Linked DNA regions of Homo sapiens: region 1 is linked to region 2. A link is an interaction called in ENCODE POLR2A ChIA-PET data of the cell type or tissue named here. Cell type or tissue: MCF 10A. All regions are shown on one strand. Region 1 holds the start of LOC124901719 (a long non-coding RNA gene). Region 2 has its middle 140 kb from the start of NAMPT-AS1.

What was found. Peaks named below come from ENCODE experiments on the same cell type or tissue, not always from the same donor. Only the 100,000 strongest peaks of a DNase experiment are listed, where the experiment ranks them.
Region 1: POLR2A ChIA-PET joins it to region 2 with 16 read pairs; 3 of 35 experiments call an interaction of 5 or more read pairs at or near these places.

What each region holds. Positions count from the first base shown.
Region 1 is chr7:106,213,474-106,221,473 of GRCh38, forward strand. It overlaps LOC124901719 (a long non-coding RNA gene), which reads right to left and starts at 3,703. Exons shown (of 2, transcript XR_007060467.1): 1 at 3,467-3,703; 2 at 2,952-3,094. In MCF 10A, no CTCF peak of the experiment used is centred here; DNase peaks (open chromatin) are centred at 3,138 and 3,798.
Region 2 is chr7:106,421,349-106,429,348 of GRCh38, forward strand. No RefSeq gene overlaps it. Among named protein-coding and RNA genes, the nearest start is that of NAMPT-AS1, 140 kb to the left of the region's middle. RefSeq lists enhancers at 3,407-4,606, 3,990-4,089. In MCF 10A, no CTCF peak of the experiment used is centred here; DNase peaks (open chromatin) are centred at 23, 283 and 3,783.

The sequences.
Region 1 (8,000 bases), 210 kb before region 2:
AAAGTCCAGGACCAGACAGATTCACAGCTGAATTCTACAAGAGGTACAAGGAGGAGCTGGTACCATTCCTTCTGAAACTATTCCAATCAATAGAAAAAGAGGGAATCCTCCCTAAGTCATTTTATGAGGCCAGCATCATCCTGATACCAAAGCCTGGCAGAGACACAACAAAAAAAAGAGAATGTTAGACAAATATCCCTGATGAACATTGATGCAAAAATCCTCAATAAAATACTGGCAAACTGAATCTAGCAGCACATCAAAAAGCTTATCTACCATTATCAAGTGGGCTTCATCCCTGGGATGCAAGGCTGGTTCAACATACGCAAATCAATGAACATAATCCAGCATATAAATAGAACCAAAGACAAAAACCACATGATTATCTCAATAGATGCAGAAAAGGCCTTTGACAAAATTCAACAGCCCTTCATGTTAAACTCTCAATAAATTAGGTATTGATGGGACATATCTCAAAATAAGAGCTATTTATGACAAACCCACAGCCAATATCATACTGAATGGGCAAAAACATTCTTTGAAAACTGGCACAAGACAGGGATGCCCTCTCTCACCACTCCTATTCAACATAGTGTTGGAAGTTCTGGCCTGGGCAATCAGATAGGAGAAAGAAATAAGTGTATTCAATTAGGAAAAGAGGAAGTCAAATTGTCCCTGTTTGCAGATGACATGATTGTATATTTAGAAAACCCCATCGTCTCAGCCCAAAATCTCCTTAAACTGATAGGCAACTTCAGCAAAGTCTCAGGATACAAAATCAGTGTGCAAAAATCACAAGCATTCTTATACACCAATAACAGACAAGCAGAGAGCCAAATCATGAGTGAACTCCCATTCACAATTGCTTCAAAGAGAATAAAATACCTAGGAATCCAACTTACAAGGGATGTGAAGGACCTCTTCAAGGAGAACTACAAACCACTGCTCAATGAAATAAAAGAGGACACAAACAAATGGAAGAACATTCCATGCTCATGGATAGGAAGAATCAATATTGTGAGAATGGCCATATTGCCCAGGTAATTTACAGATTCAGTGCCATCCCCATCAAGCTACCAATGACTTTCTTCACAGAATTGGAAAAAACTACTTTAAAGTTCATATGGAACCAAAAAAGAGCCCACATTGCCAAGACAATCCTAAGCCAAAAGAACAAAGCTGGAGGCATCATGCTACCTAACTTCAAACTGTACAACAAGGCTACAGTAACCAAAACAGAGATATAGATCAATGGAACAGACCAGAGCCCTCAGAAATAATACCACACATCTACAACCATCTGATCTTTGACAAACCTGACAAAAACAAGCAACGGGGAAAGGATTCCCTATTTAATAAATGGCGCTGGGAAAACTGGCTAGCCATATGTAGAAAGCTGAAACTGGATCCCTTCCTTATACCTTATACAAAAATTAATTCAAGGTGGATTAAAGACTTAAATGTTAGACCTAAAACCATAAAAACCCTAGAAGAAAACCTAGGCAATACCGTTCAGGACATAGGCATGGGCAAGGACTTCATGTCTAAAACACCAAAAGCAATGGCAACAAAAGCCAAAATAGACAAATGGGATCTAATTAAACTAAAGAGCTTCTGCACAGCAAAAGAAACTACCACCAGAGTGAACAGGCAACCTACAGAATGGGAGAAAAATTTTGCAATCTATTCATCTGACAACGGGCTAATATCCAGAATCTTCAAAGAACCCAAACAGATTTACAAGAAAAAAACAACCCCATCAACAAGTGGGCAAAGGATATGAACAGACATGTCTCAAAAGAAGACATTTATGCAGCCAACAGACACATGAAAAAATGTTCATCATCACTGGCCATCAGAGAAATGCAAATCAAAACCACAATGAGATACCATCTCACACCAGTTAGAATGGCAGTCATTAAAAAGTCAGGAAACAACAGATGCTGGAGAGGATGTGGAGAAATAGGAACACTTTTACACTGTTGGTGGGACTGTAAACTGGTTCAACCATTGTGGAAGACAGTGTGGCGATTCCTCAAGGATCTAGAACTAGAAATACCATTTGACCTAGCAAGCCCATTACTGGGTATATACCCAAAGGATTATAAATCATGCTGCTATAAAGACACATGCACATGTGTGTTTATTGCGGCACTATTCACAATAGCAAAGACTTGGAACCAACCCACATGTCCATCAATGATAGACTGGATTAAAAAGATGTGGCACATATACACCATGGAATACTGTACAGCCATAAAAATGGATGAGTTCATGTCCTTTGTAGGGACATGGATGAAGCTGGCAACCATCATTCTCAGCAAACTATCCCAGGGACAAAATACCAAGCACCACATGTTCTCACTCACAGGTGAGAATTGAACAATGAGAACACATGGACACAGGAAGAGGAACCTCACACACCGGGGCCTGTCATGGGGTGGGGGGAGGGCGACGGGATAACATTAGGAGATACACCTAATGTAAATGACAAGTTAATGCGTACAGCACACCAACATGGCACATGTATACCTATGTAACAAACCTGCACGTTGTGGTCATGTACCCTAGAACTTAAAGTTTAATAATAGTAAAAAAAAAAAGGAAAAAAAAGAGAAAATGACATCAGACTCATATGTCTATTAGGAGAATCAAAGTATTACAGGCAAGGCATTTAATATAGTCCCTGGTACCTAGTAGACATTCATTAAATGTGTTTTCCTTCTCTTTCTGCAACACACAAATGCGGTGTGTTGTGGGACACAGGAACTAACTTGACAAATGGTAAGGATAAAATAAAACAAAAAAAAAGGTAATATTTGTGTAGTAGTTTCTGGCAGAGGCAGACCAGATAGAGCTAAAACACTCTAAGTTGCTGAAAAAGACTTAAAAACTTCTGTTAGGCATAGGGTACTGGCCTAGCTGTTGTAACTAAGAAAGCCCCACATATAATGGTTTAAAAAGATGGGAGTTTATTTTTCTCCATGTAATAACCCAGAAGTAAACTGTTCACAGCTGACAAGGCGGCTCGTCTTTCTCAACACAGGATTTCCATCTTTGGCTCCAACGGGGTTGCTTTGGATCCTGATATCATCTAGGTAGCGGGAAGGGGGATAAAGGCCAGGGGAAGGGAGGATGTAAATTTCTTTTAAGGACATGACTCAGAAATGACACAGCTCATTCTCACCCAGCATGACCAAATCCATGCTGTAAAGATGCCAAGAAAAGTACACTTGAACTGGCCAGAGAAATTCTCAGCTAAAACACAGGAGTGCTCTTATTAAAGACAGGGAATATGGATGTTGCTGGACAGGTAGCCATCTCAGCCACATACCTGTGTTATGTTTTCTCTAGTCTAAAACTTCAGGCTTTCAAAAAACAAACAAAACAACAAAGCTAACATAAACTCCAAAATATAAGCCCAATTTCTTTCTTGTTATTCAATAAATATTTATAGACTACTTACTATGCACTAGGCACTATTTGAAACATTGCAGATTCAGCAGACTGCAAAACAGATCAGCTTCCCGATCCCAGAAAGCTGTATTCAATAGGGAGAGAAGGTAAACAAATGAAAAACAGAAACAACAGTAGATACCAGTAAGAGCAAAGATGAAAATTAAGGCAATGGGGAAATGAGCGACTGGGTGGCTCCTCCCTTTGGGTGGTTAGGGAAGTCAGCCAGGCATTGGAAGAGCGGGAAGCAGAAAGTGCCTGCACGGGAAGCTGCAAGGGCAAAGGTCCCGATGCCGGGAAGATCTTGGAGGGTTTGTGACACGGAAGGGCTGGTGTGGCTGGATTTAGTGGGAGAGGGAGAAGGTTATAAGGGGAGAGAAGAGATCAGAAAGGCAGCTGGGAGCAGGCTTGTAGAGGGCTTTGCTAGCCAGGGACAGTTTGTTCTCTGGCATTTTCCAGCACTGATTGCATTGTACACAAAGTAGGCACCCAATGAGTGATGAATGAACAAACTAAAAGATAAAGACCTGAGGCTGTTGACACTCATAGCTTTCCTTTGCTTTACTTGGCAAAGATTAGGATTAACCTCTACTCATCCTTTGCATACCTCTCGCTCAGAACCTCAACACCTCTTTCTCCTTGCAAGATTGTTCTTAGTGTCCTTGGTAGCCCAGTGTCCCCTGGTTAAAAATGGCCTTAGGGAAAGAATTTGCGGAAAAGATGGCTATCTGAAGAAGATGACCACATCTCCTTTTTGGCTTTGTCTATTCTGTTCAACAGCTCCCATTCTGATTTTTTCCATAGGGTTTAGCAGATCTGGCATCAGCCTGCCACTCTTGGTTAGGGTTAAGTTTGAAGAGGCAGTGTAACAGTGGAGTGGCAGGATGGGATGGTAGTGAAGGCTGTGGCCTTTAGAGCCAGACTGCCCGAGTAAGGTACCTAGCCTTCTTGGTCATCAATTTACTTATCTGTGAAATGGGCAACCATAATCGTTCATGACTGCAATATTGAAAGCTTTGAAACTAAGATTTTTAGTAACTCACTTGAGGCAACACCTGTCCTGAGTTAATCTGAAACTGTTTGGAAGGAAAACTTGACATGAAACTACTTATAATCATTATTTATTCCATTTTTTAAATATTAGTGCATTTTGTTTGATTAGGAGACAGTCATAGACCCTTCCAGGGGAGTTATATAATTTATAATGTAATTTATAATGGGCCATACTTCTTAAAATCTGAAAAATTTTGAATTCCAAAACACTGGGCTTCAAGAATTTGGATAAAGGACTGTGAACCATTACTGTCCTTCCTAAAACATGGCAGCTAAAATGAATGTGAGCTGGCAGTTGTGGTTAATGTGCCAGCTCAAAGTTAAATGGGGAGTGAGAAGGTGTCTGGATGTCATGGAGTCATTCTCCAAACTTGCATTTCACCCTTGTGGGTGAGATGGTAAAATGTGGCTCAAATGATACAGTAGGAGGATTTTCCAGGCCTCACAGGAGTGTTTTTTGGGGGGAGATCTTACGGTGCTCCAGCTCTGGCCATTCTCCAGCTAATGGATTCAGAGGTGATTTCTGATAAATGGGGGTTCTTTTGGTTTCAGGTAAGCAACAGAAGTCCACATAAACTAGCTCAAGCTAGAGGATTATCAACGAAGCCAAAGTCAAGAGGCAGCTGGGCCTTAGGGATGTTCTGGAACTAGGAATGAAAGCACCGTGGACAGTTAAGGCTTCCCTCACTCTCTTTTTCCTGCTTGTATGCAAGTCCATCCATCCATCCATCTGGCTGCAGAGCAGCTTTCTCTGCTTACTAATCCACTTGGCAAAAACCAGCTACTGTCAACAGCTTCTGAGCTGTCTCTCCTGCATGAATTCCAAGCTCCCCAGGAGTAGGACATGGGCTTGGCCCATTGGGCTAAGGAGATGCGGTGGTGTGTGGGGTCAGGTCACCCTGCCCAAACATGGCTTCTCCCTCAGTAACTTTGTGGATGGAGAGGAATGGGCAGCTACTAGTAAAATGTGGGAAGGTTGTGTGGGGAAACTGTGTGAAGGTTAGAGAGCAGAAGAGTTGGATTGAGCAGACCCTGGTTCACACCAAACCAAAAACAAATAGTAAAGTGATGAGCAGGTAGGACAGGCTATAAGCAGAGGTGTCTCTGATCCTGTATCTTGAAGGAAAATCACACTCACCTTCACTACCACATCTGTTTGTACCAATGGCGGTTTTTTAAAAAAGGCAAGGTGAGAAACTGATCAGTTCAGGAAGGCGCTATCTGGTTCTTGTTGGGGTAGGATGGGGGAAGGTATAGAAAGGAAGATAGAGCAACAGCACTAGAGAACAAAGGGATGGTTGAAGTGTTTCACCTCCCCAGTCTATCAGTGCACAGGCTGTGCCTGGTTTCCTTCCACACAGCTGTGTCTCAACATCAGAACAAAGGATTTCCTCTGGGCCCTTTTGTACAGGTCGACCCAAGATCCTTCCTTGCCTATCAGCTCCTGGGGGCTATGACCACTTTAGATGTGGCCCCGCCTCATTCTTCCTGCTGAGAGACAAAATCAGGAGAAGTCCAGTTCCCAGGAAGACAGTAGGAGGAAGATTAGGAGGAAGGAGTCCCTGCTGTCCTTCCCATGGTAGAAAAACCATGCCTTCCTCCCCAAGATTTCACTTAATTGCTACTCCTTTAACTGTGTAGTTACCTTGCACTTGGCATGTTTACTGGGTGGGACAAAAATCAAGGGTCTGCTTGAGGACTTTTGGAGAGGAGACAAATCCAAATACCTTCTGACTTGGGAGCCACTTACAAGCTTAGGTCCAATCTGTATGATTGGAGAAAGTAGCCCAGGACTATCTTTTCATATAGATGCAGAGGCGCAGAACAAATAAAGCCCCATTCTTTGATAATTTACCTGGGGTTCAGAAAGTTTATTCTGAGCTTAATTCCATAAGATCTTCTCCAAATATATGTTGCAGTCACTGGCTCCTTCTTGGCATTTGAGCTAACATGGAACATTTTCCTCTCTAGCCCTCCTAGTTCTGTGATTTAGATTGACCATGAGGGCAAGGTAATAGAGGAGGAAGGTGAGGAAAGGACCAGAAATATGATGTGTCTGCAGACAGCAGGAGTATCTAGTCTTGTAAGCTGTTGCCTCCCTGATGCAGCCCTAGATTCCCTAGAAAGGACCTGCTCCTGCCCCCACCAGTTGCCATGGCAGCAGGTTCCAAGTAACTCCAGCCCAAAGTTTTACACTTAAGAGGCATGCAACCAACAGGTAAGTAATGACAAGAAGGGCTGTGTGTGCAGTTTGGGTAAGATCAGGCCCTGGTAGAAAGAGCTGTGGGCTGGAGGTCTGACAACCTGGGTTTGAGTCATGGCTCTGCATGGTGAAAACTTGGGCAAGTCACTCACTCCTCCTGAACTTCAATTTTCATATCTATAAAATAAGTTAAGATTGATGATCTCTGGGATACTTCCTGCTCCAACTTGCTGGGTTCTGCTTGCCTTTTGAGCATCACAGTTCCAGAAGCACTCTAGGCCTTTACCTGGAAAGCATGGAGCCAGGAAATGTGAAACTCGAATAGCCAGTTGGATTGGTCTACTTAGGCTGCTGTAGCAAAGTACCCCGTGCTGGGCGGCTTAAACAACAGAAACACATTGTCTCACAGTCCTGGAGGCTGGAAGTTCATGATCAAGGTGTTAGTAGGGTTGGTTCCTCCTTAGGGCTGCAAGGGAGAACCTGTCCCAGGCCCCTCCCCTAGCTTCTGATGGTTTTTGGGCAGTCTTTGGTGTTCCTTGGCTTGTAGCTGCATCACCTGGTGTCTGCCTCCATCTTCATGTGGCATCCTCCCTGTGTGTGTGTCCGTCTCTGTGTCCAAATTTCCCTGTCCATGACACCAGTCACATTGGATTAGGGTCCATCCTAATGATCTCACTTCAACTTTATTACCTCTGTAAATACTGTATTTCTGAATAATGTTACATTCTGAGGTACTAGCAGTTACGACCTCAACTTATCTTTTCTGGAGGAAACAATTCAACCTATAATACCAGTTGTAAGTCTTGGCTAAATATCTCTGCATGGAAGAAGTGGAAAAAGTGAACTAAAAATAAGTTTTTATTTTTTAAAATCAGGTGATATTTTTATGCAATACTTGAAGCTGTATTTACCAGCTGTTATCAGGTTTGAGATGTAGTGTTCCAACAAATGATTCTCTGAAAGGAAACATAACATGCTCCTTTCTTTCTTTTCCTTTTTACTTGCTTGTTCCCTCCATTCTTTTTGTTTCTAACTTCAATGCATTAATTCTTACTCCATTCCCCTCCACTCTCCCTACCTGGGTTTTGCAAAATAAAGACAAATCTGTTCTTTATTCTCTGGTTCACCTTCTAGAAGAAAAATGCAGCCAACATCCTTATTGAATCATTACTTCTGCTTTCAAAGCCCCCTTTCTTCCTCTCCACCTTTCCAGGAACTGAGAAATCTTGGGGCTGGATGAGACCTGAGATGTTTTCTAAGCCCCTAACTGACTTGGGTCTCTTGTACA
Region 2 (8,000 bases):
TGGTGTCGAGAGTTATTATTTCTTGCCATGTCAGATAGCCTTGAAGTGTTGATGCATTGCCAGGCAGCCAAGGCTGTTTCAAGGATGGCTGAGTCTGAGCTACTTATCAAGAATGAGTGCTCTGATCTTGGGTGGACATGTTTCCTCTGGCATCTTCTAGCCTCCAAGTTACTGCTTTCCCCTTTTTAGTTTACTGTAAGCTGGAGAGATGGATTGGCTCTAACCCAAGAAATAAGCACTTCCACTCACATAGAGGCCCCACAGAGTAAAAGCGGGAAGAATGAGCCCTCAGCCAAGCAGCCAGCTTGCCAGCAGACATGTGATCTGGGCAGATGACACAATCTCTTTGTTATTCAATTTCCTCTTATGCTAACTGAAAATAATACTAGCACTTACTTCCTAGGGTGGTTGTGGGTATTAAATGAGTTAATATTTGTAAAGCACTTAGAACAGAACCTGGAACTTATTAAATGCCGCATTTGTTAAGATACATACTGATACACATGCATACGGATGCAATAGGGATGGCATGGACGTTTGTGCCTTCAAAGACCTGGGTTTCAAGTCCAGGTTCTCTTTTACTGTCTGGGTCACTTTGGATGAATTACCTGCCCTGTCCAAGCCTGTTTCCTTACCTGTAAAATAGAACCAAAATACCTACCTAGAGTTATTTGAGAATGAAAGCAGGTATATATGAAAGCACAGAATCAGGCACATATGTGGTACTTAACAAATGTTTTTTCTTCTCTATTCCCTCGTAGGCCTCTTCCCAGTAGTCTCGCAAAGGCATAAGCCAATTTCTTCCCTCAAATCGGTGCTACTGTCTTGCCTACAATGCTCTGTTTTGTCTTCTTCCCCTCACTATTCTCTGCTTTGTTACCTCAGGAAACTTCTAGTGCTTTCTCTAATACTCTGAGGGTATTACAAATTCTTGGAAATGTTTAATTACAGCAGTTTTGAATTTCTAAGGAGCCAAAGGAGACCACAGGTCAGCTGGCATTTTCCCAGTACTGTCCCCACTGGAGGAGGTTAGCACTTTATTTGTGCCTGTGGGTGGGTGTGAATGTGGGCATGGGTAGGTGTTGGGGGGGGTGGCTCTCTCACACAGGCATGGGCTGTGATGTGCTGTGTCCACTCTGGATGTCTGAATTCTGGCTGCAGTTGTCAATAGAATCCATCTAGTGCCAGTCCCTCTCTCAGTACAGTCGGATGGAACCCTTTTACTTTGGACTTACAAAACAACTAAAGGGATGAAGCAGAAAGAACTACTGTTCTGTGAAACTTGCCCCGATTCATCATCAGGCTGTGTGCTCCCTGTTCAGAGACCATGTCCTCTTCTTCTTCTTCTTGTCCTCCAATCACCTTTAGCCATCAGATGCCCAATATTCATCAACCTCATCTAACCTGTTTCCTTGCTGTATCATCCTGGGCAATTTACTCAATGTATTAGCCCGTTTTTGTACTGCTATAAAGAAATGCCTGAGACTGGGTAATTTATAAAGGAAAGAGGTTTAATTGACTCATAGTTCTGCACGGCTAGAGAGGCCTCAGGAAACTTGCAATCATGGAGGAAAGGGAAGCAGTCACCTTCTTTACAAGGTGGCAGGAGAGAGAATGAAAGCACAGGAAAAACTGCCACTTTTAAAAGCATCAGATCTCGTGAGCACTCCTTCACTATCACGAGAACAGCATGGGGAAAACTGCCCCCATGATCCATTGAGTCTTCAGTGGAAGTGGGGACAGATGGTGTTGGGGTTAAGAGTCCTACATTTGGGTGAGCATCAGAATTTCCTGGTGCTTGTAAGAAAGTTAGGTAAGTTACTATTCCAGACCTATGTTCAGGAAAGGGCCTATGCAGTTGGGATTTGAGAATCGGAGCCTGTATTCCGACACCAGCCCTGCACCTAAGTATGGTCTTGGACAACTCTCTGACTTGTGGTTTCTTCACTTGTGGAGTGGAGATAACGGTACGGGCCCTCCCATCTCCCTGCATCATTGTGAGGGTAAAATGAGAAGGACAGGTGCAGGTGCTGATCATGAGTACAGGACACTTCCAGCTCCCTCAGCTATCGGTGTAATCCCCAGCTTGACATGTAGGCAGCTGCATTTTGGGGTCATTTGTGGCCTTGGGGACACAGAACTAATAATCAGGATTTTCCAACAATGTATTCAAATAAAGTCTGATGACTTCCGGCAGCTCTCTAACCATGAAGAATTATAGAACTTTCCTGGTACAGTAATACATTTAGAAAACAAAATAGAATCGCCATCTAAATAACTGAATTTCATTTTTTTTTTCAGGTCTTGATTAGGCATAGAGTTTGTCTTCTTAGGAATTAAGCCCAGAAGAGATAACAGTTCCAAACCACGCAAAAACATTTGTTTGACTAGGCTTTCTAGTAAAACACCACTCATCTTTCCTTCCTTCCTTCCTTCCTTCCAGTCTTTATTTCTTGACTGTGGTTCATCTTCTTTTTAAAAAAATTATCTCTTTTATATTGAGGCTTTCTATAAAGCTTCTACAAGTGCTTTTTGGAAGTAAGTTGGATTTAAGGCACGTGTAAAAGCCTGTGTCTCTCAAATTCCTCTGCCTAGAGTGAAACAGAATCTTAGTGAGAGATACAAAACAGCATTCTCTGGATTTACCCAAATCCATTCTGCAGCTGCTCCAACCACACACATCCTCACATCAAACTCATCCCCTAAAGTCTGGGATTCTCCAGGGATTATCTTACAGATACTGAGCATGACTGCCCACTGCTATGTGTGGCACCTGCTACCTTCTTCCTCACCTGCCTCTGCTTACGGGACTGGGGTCTCCATTGCTGCTGACAACCAAGGCAGCCTTAGAGAGCAGCACGTCTATGCTGGAGCACAGTGGAGGTGCCCACCACCACCACCCATGACACAGCTGCATCTGCACAGGGTCAAGGACACTGACATCAGCCTGGCTTTTGGGGCTGGCTGGTGCTGCTCTTGCCCCCTGCTTCCTGTAACCTAGGGATGCTTTTGTGATGAACTATTTTTGTTTACACTTGTTTTTTATTCCAATACCCTCATCTCAGGACCCAGGCGCAGGACTTCCCAGGACTTCTGGCCCTGGGCGCTGGGCCAGAAGACATCAGAGTGACAGGCACTGTGCTGTTCCTCAAACCCCACCAGGACCACCCCAGTCTCCATTCTAGTCCTGGTCCAGTGCAACTGAACCTAGTAGGTGCTTCTATTTCCCCCTCCTGTGAAGAGAGTCTTTCCTAGGAGACTCCATCACTCAGGTATGCAGACCCACAGGTAGGTTGAGCCACACATCATCCTGGCATTCACAGACTTACATCTAAATCCTAATCAGGGAGAGGAAGAGGACACAGCTATCTTAAGCTCAGGTTCCAGGTACAAAGTAATGAATGGGTAATTGGATAAATTACTGAATAAAAGAGGGAGAGAGAAATGGAATGAAAAGAAAAAGGGAAGGAAGGTAGATAAGTAAAAAGAAGAAAATAAAAGATTCTGGAAAGTAGTTCCTAACCCAAGTTCCAATCTCTCTCTCTCTCTCTCTTTCTCAATCATGATGGGATGGGGAGGGCAGAGGAATATGTTAGGACAGACTCCTCCACTTCCGTTCAAGTACCAATAACTAGATGTAGAAAGAAAGTATGCAAATTAGAAGACTAATGTTCTAAAATGAGTAAGAGCCTATTTGCTCACTCTTGGCTCTTAGGAAACTAGAGAACTCATGGGGAAGGCAGGCAAACAGAAGCAAGATTTCATCAGAACACTGGCCCCTTGTCAATTTATCACTCTGGTGAAACAGCGTGACGCTTGGGATTTCCCCAGAACGTCAAACTGCAATTTTACATGTGCTGCTTGGAAGCAAGCTGTGTAACTTCCTGTAATAAGGATTTCAAGTATTCAAGCAATAAATCTGAGATGCCAGAGCCTCTCTTAACACTGTCCTGTAGCTCAGCAACTCCAAATTAGCACAGCTCCACACATCCAAAGCCTGGAAAGGGTGGAAGATGAATATGAACGGACAGATCCCTCATGCTCACCCTTGGTGGTGAATTGAGTCATCAGCTGAGTATGGAAAGGAGTGGGGAACAAGCTCACAGGCTCTTTGTCTCCTTCGACTTTTGTTTCACATTTGCCAGGAGGTAAGGCCTTCATACCTGCAGCTGGGTCAAGTATCTGGAAACACGTGGGCTGCCAGCAGAGCCACTTCATGTCAGCATCAGAGTACAAAGTGAGTGTGAGACTGAGTGAGAATGTGAACTGCCAGGGTATTCCTACCCGTGTGGCCCAGGCCTGGCTGCAGGGAGGGCAAAGTCTGGCTGCAGGGAGGGGAAAGGTCAGCTACAGGTCCCACCACACATGTCCTCCAACTGCACTTTCCTTGTTCTAGCTTGGCATCAGCCCACCTTGCTGTGTGCCTTGCATGCCTCCTTCCTCTTCCTTTAGGAGGGGATAGAAGGGTCCAGCTGAGGATAAATACAACAATCAAGTCTTAGATAGCATTTGACAGCTATTTGATGAATGAATAAATAATAGATGCATAAATAAATGAATGAACAAATAAGCCAACAACTGGGTGTCAACAGGCAGACACGCACATTTTACAAATAGGTATTTCCCTACTTCTCCAGCGTGATAGAGTGGAGATCAATGGCTTTCACAATATCTTGTTAAACCTGAAAGTTTAACGAAAATATTCTCTTTTACTGAGTCCTTGTTAAATTAAAGAAAATTAGAAACAGCTACATATAGCCAGGGTAGGGGAAGGGGATGGTTGGGTAAGAAACCGAGAAACTTGAAGAAGGGGAGCAGATCATTCTGGTGGAGTAGGGACACCTGCCTTACCTGCACTCAAACATTCCCAAGTGTCGACTCCCAATTCCCAGTGAAGGCTGGAGGGGTGATGTTAATACCTCACACTGATAATCCACAGTGCCTCTCCTCAGGGTCCGCTGACTCTGACACCTTTCCCTTCCCCACTCTCCTCCCTCTTCCCTTCTAGCTCAAAGTTTGGGTGAGACTGAAAAGCCAATCTGGCTCCCACTTGCAGAGGAATCAAGGCCCCCAGAGTTTCAGAACCCAGAGGGCCCTTCGCTTAACACAGCACCTTCCTGAGAACTAGAAACAGGCGTCCCGATGGTAGTCACAGCTTCACAGGTGCATGGGGAAGTGAATGAAGATGTTGCCTTGTGTTAATTAGAAAAATATTCAATATCAGTCCTGGTCCTGGCGGGAAACAGATGACACAGTCAAAGTGGATAATGAAGGAAAGTGTGAGGGGAAGGCACCATTTACAAAGACGTGGGTGGGATTTAGGCAAACCTGCAAGGAATGGTATGGTATCCTGGGGCTAGCAACAGTGGGGAGCCCTGAGAGACAAGGAGAGAGAGAGCCCTGTACTGAGACAAAGCAAGAACTGTAGCTTTGGAAGCTGTGACCTTCAGAAAGGGAGAGAGACAATCAATGGCCCTCAGTAAGGAGAGGAGCCAAGAGAAACGCTCTTCCCTTTGCTCTCCTGCCAGCACCCCCAACGGTGGAACTCAGCCAGGTGCTGGAGGGAGGGGGGTGGGCCATGTCATCCACACAGGCCAGCCAGCCAGGGCACAGAGGAGGGTGGGAAGTGGGTCCAGAGAGGTGATGGGAAGCATCCTCATGGGTACCCCTTTCCCAGGCAGATGCAACCCTGTCCGTACACTCCCAAGGAGCCTCGCACAGGCTGCAGGTCAGCCTCGCTCTCTCCCGGGCCAGAAGCCCTTTTGCACGGCAAGACTTGCATAATCATATGTGACAGTCCTAACAGCCTTTGAGGACTATACCCCTTTTCATGTGTAAAAATATTACAAAAGGATCCCATGTCCCAAAATAAATAGAGAAAAACAAAACATTGCAAGCAGCTATCTCCAGCAACCATGTTTCTATTCTTCCAATTTGGCTCCACTTTCTCCACCAGCCTTTTTTTCTCTTCAGCAAATGGCACAACCTTCCACCTGGTCACCTGAGGCAGAAACCTGCTATTGCTTTGACCATCTCCTCCTTCATCTTCCACATCCAAATGAATGGTCACCAGCATGTTGGGTCCCTGCTGGAAGTCCATCACCACCTGTTTATTCCTACTGCATTGCCACAGGCCCTTATCCATCTTCCCGGACTCAACACTATGATCATTTCCAAGCTGAGCTCCAGCTTCTGCATGTATCCAGCCCCACTCGGTCTTCCACTCTCTCACATCCCATGGCCAGAGGTATCTTCTAGACAGAGAACATTAATATCATCTCATCACTCCACTGCTTAACATCCTTCTGTGGCTTGCCTTTTCCCATAGGCAAGTTCAAATGCATGCATCCAAATGGACGGCTCTTTACCGTCCTGCCCCATCAGGTCTCGCAGCTGCAACCCCCTCTCCCACCATATCCCTGCCCCCTTCACTCCCCTTGCTCCCTAACACTGACCTTCTTGCAATTCCTCCAAAGTATCAGGCCTCCTCCCACCTCTAGACAAATGCCCAGGCTGTTCTCTCTAGCCTGAAATACCCCCGCCCCTCCACTCCATCCAACTAATGCCTGCTTATCCACCAGACTTTTGGTGATGCATCTGTTGTTGTTGTTGTTTGTTGTTGTTTTGAAAACTGCATTGACCCTCTTTCTCTTTCCCTGCAAGCGGACTCAGGCACCTTTCATTTGCACCCATTCTCTACACTCTGTGAACACTCTTGTGCACCTCTCTTGATGCCACTGTGTTCTCACTGTTAATCTCCTTGTCTTTCACCCTCACCATCCCTGTAGCCCCATGGCCTAGCACATGCCTGGTTCTGCCTATCACAGGATCTGTAAGGGCTTACTGAAGTGAAGTAAGTTGTAATGAAATGAAAGCTTCCTAGGTTGGTGCTGCCTGACCTCTATCCAGTTAATCTATGATCAGGGTGGCTGTTGATTCTGTGGTACGCTATGCCTGTTTGATTCTTTATGACAGAATGTGATTTGCCTTGCTCTATTTTCATCACAGTTTACATGCTTTTAAGGCAAGAGAACCCCATTTTCTGATTTCTAAAGATTTCCCACCCAACTTCTGTTCAAATATTTTGTCAAACAATGGAAAAAGCCAAAGGCAGTTAAGTCCATGAATGGGGTTACATTGCATAGGCAAATAAATCTTCCCCTAGCTCTCTCCTTTCAAAGGGATGGCCTCAATAAATTCTTCAAGTAAGCTACTTTAAAAATATCTCTTCTACCACTATTTACCTCATTTGAATCTATCTGAATATGGAACAGAGTAGGAACATGTGAAATGTATTAGGTAAATCTTACATTGGTAGGAACCTCGAGTAAAGAGCTTGGGATACCTCTGTATTTGCTCCTTCACTCTTCTTACTTAGTAACTCCCATAACTCACATTTCTTTTTTGTTTAATAGTGTGTTAGGCACTTTTCTAGTTACATAAGCCGAAGGTCACTTTAACAGCAATAACAATTAGAATTTGCAGTTTATAGAACACTTCCACATAAAGCATCTCACTTAACTCTCAAATGCCTATGAGGCAGATACTGTTATTGTCTCTGTTTTGTAGATGTGGGTTTTAGACACTTCAATTTTGAACACTCTCATCTCACCTCTTACTCCAGTCATGTCCTCATCAACTTGTTCCACACAGGATTGCCGACCTTCACACGGGGGCAGCTGGACAGTGTGTGGACCTGGTCCATACTCCTGCTTCTTGCCCTGAGGTGCCCCTGATACTTCATGTAGGCACTTGTTGCATCCACTGGACACTCATATCTTGTACAACTTAGAAATGGATAGGAGTCGTGCCCATGTGGGCTCTTCTAATCAGTGGAGGATGGGCCAATATATAAATGTTTCCCTCTGTTATCTGAGGCCCATTTCACATGGCTCCTTCCAAGGCCAGTGGCCCCTCTGTCTATAGCGGTGGCCAACTCCACGGCACATCCTTGCATTGCCTCCTCCCCCTTCCCTGTTCCACTTCCCATCCCTCACTCC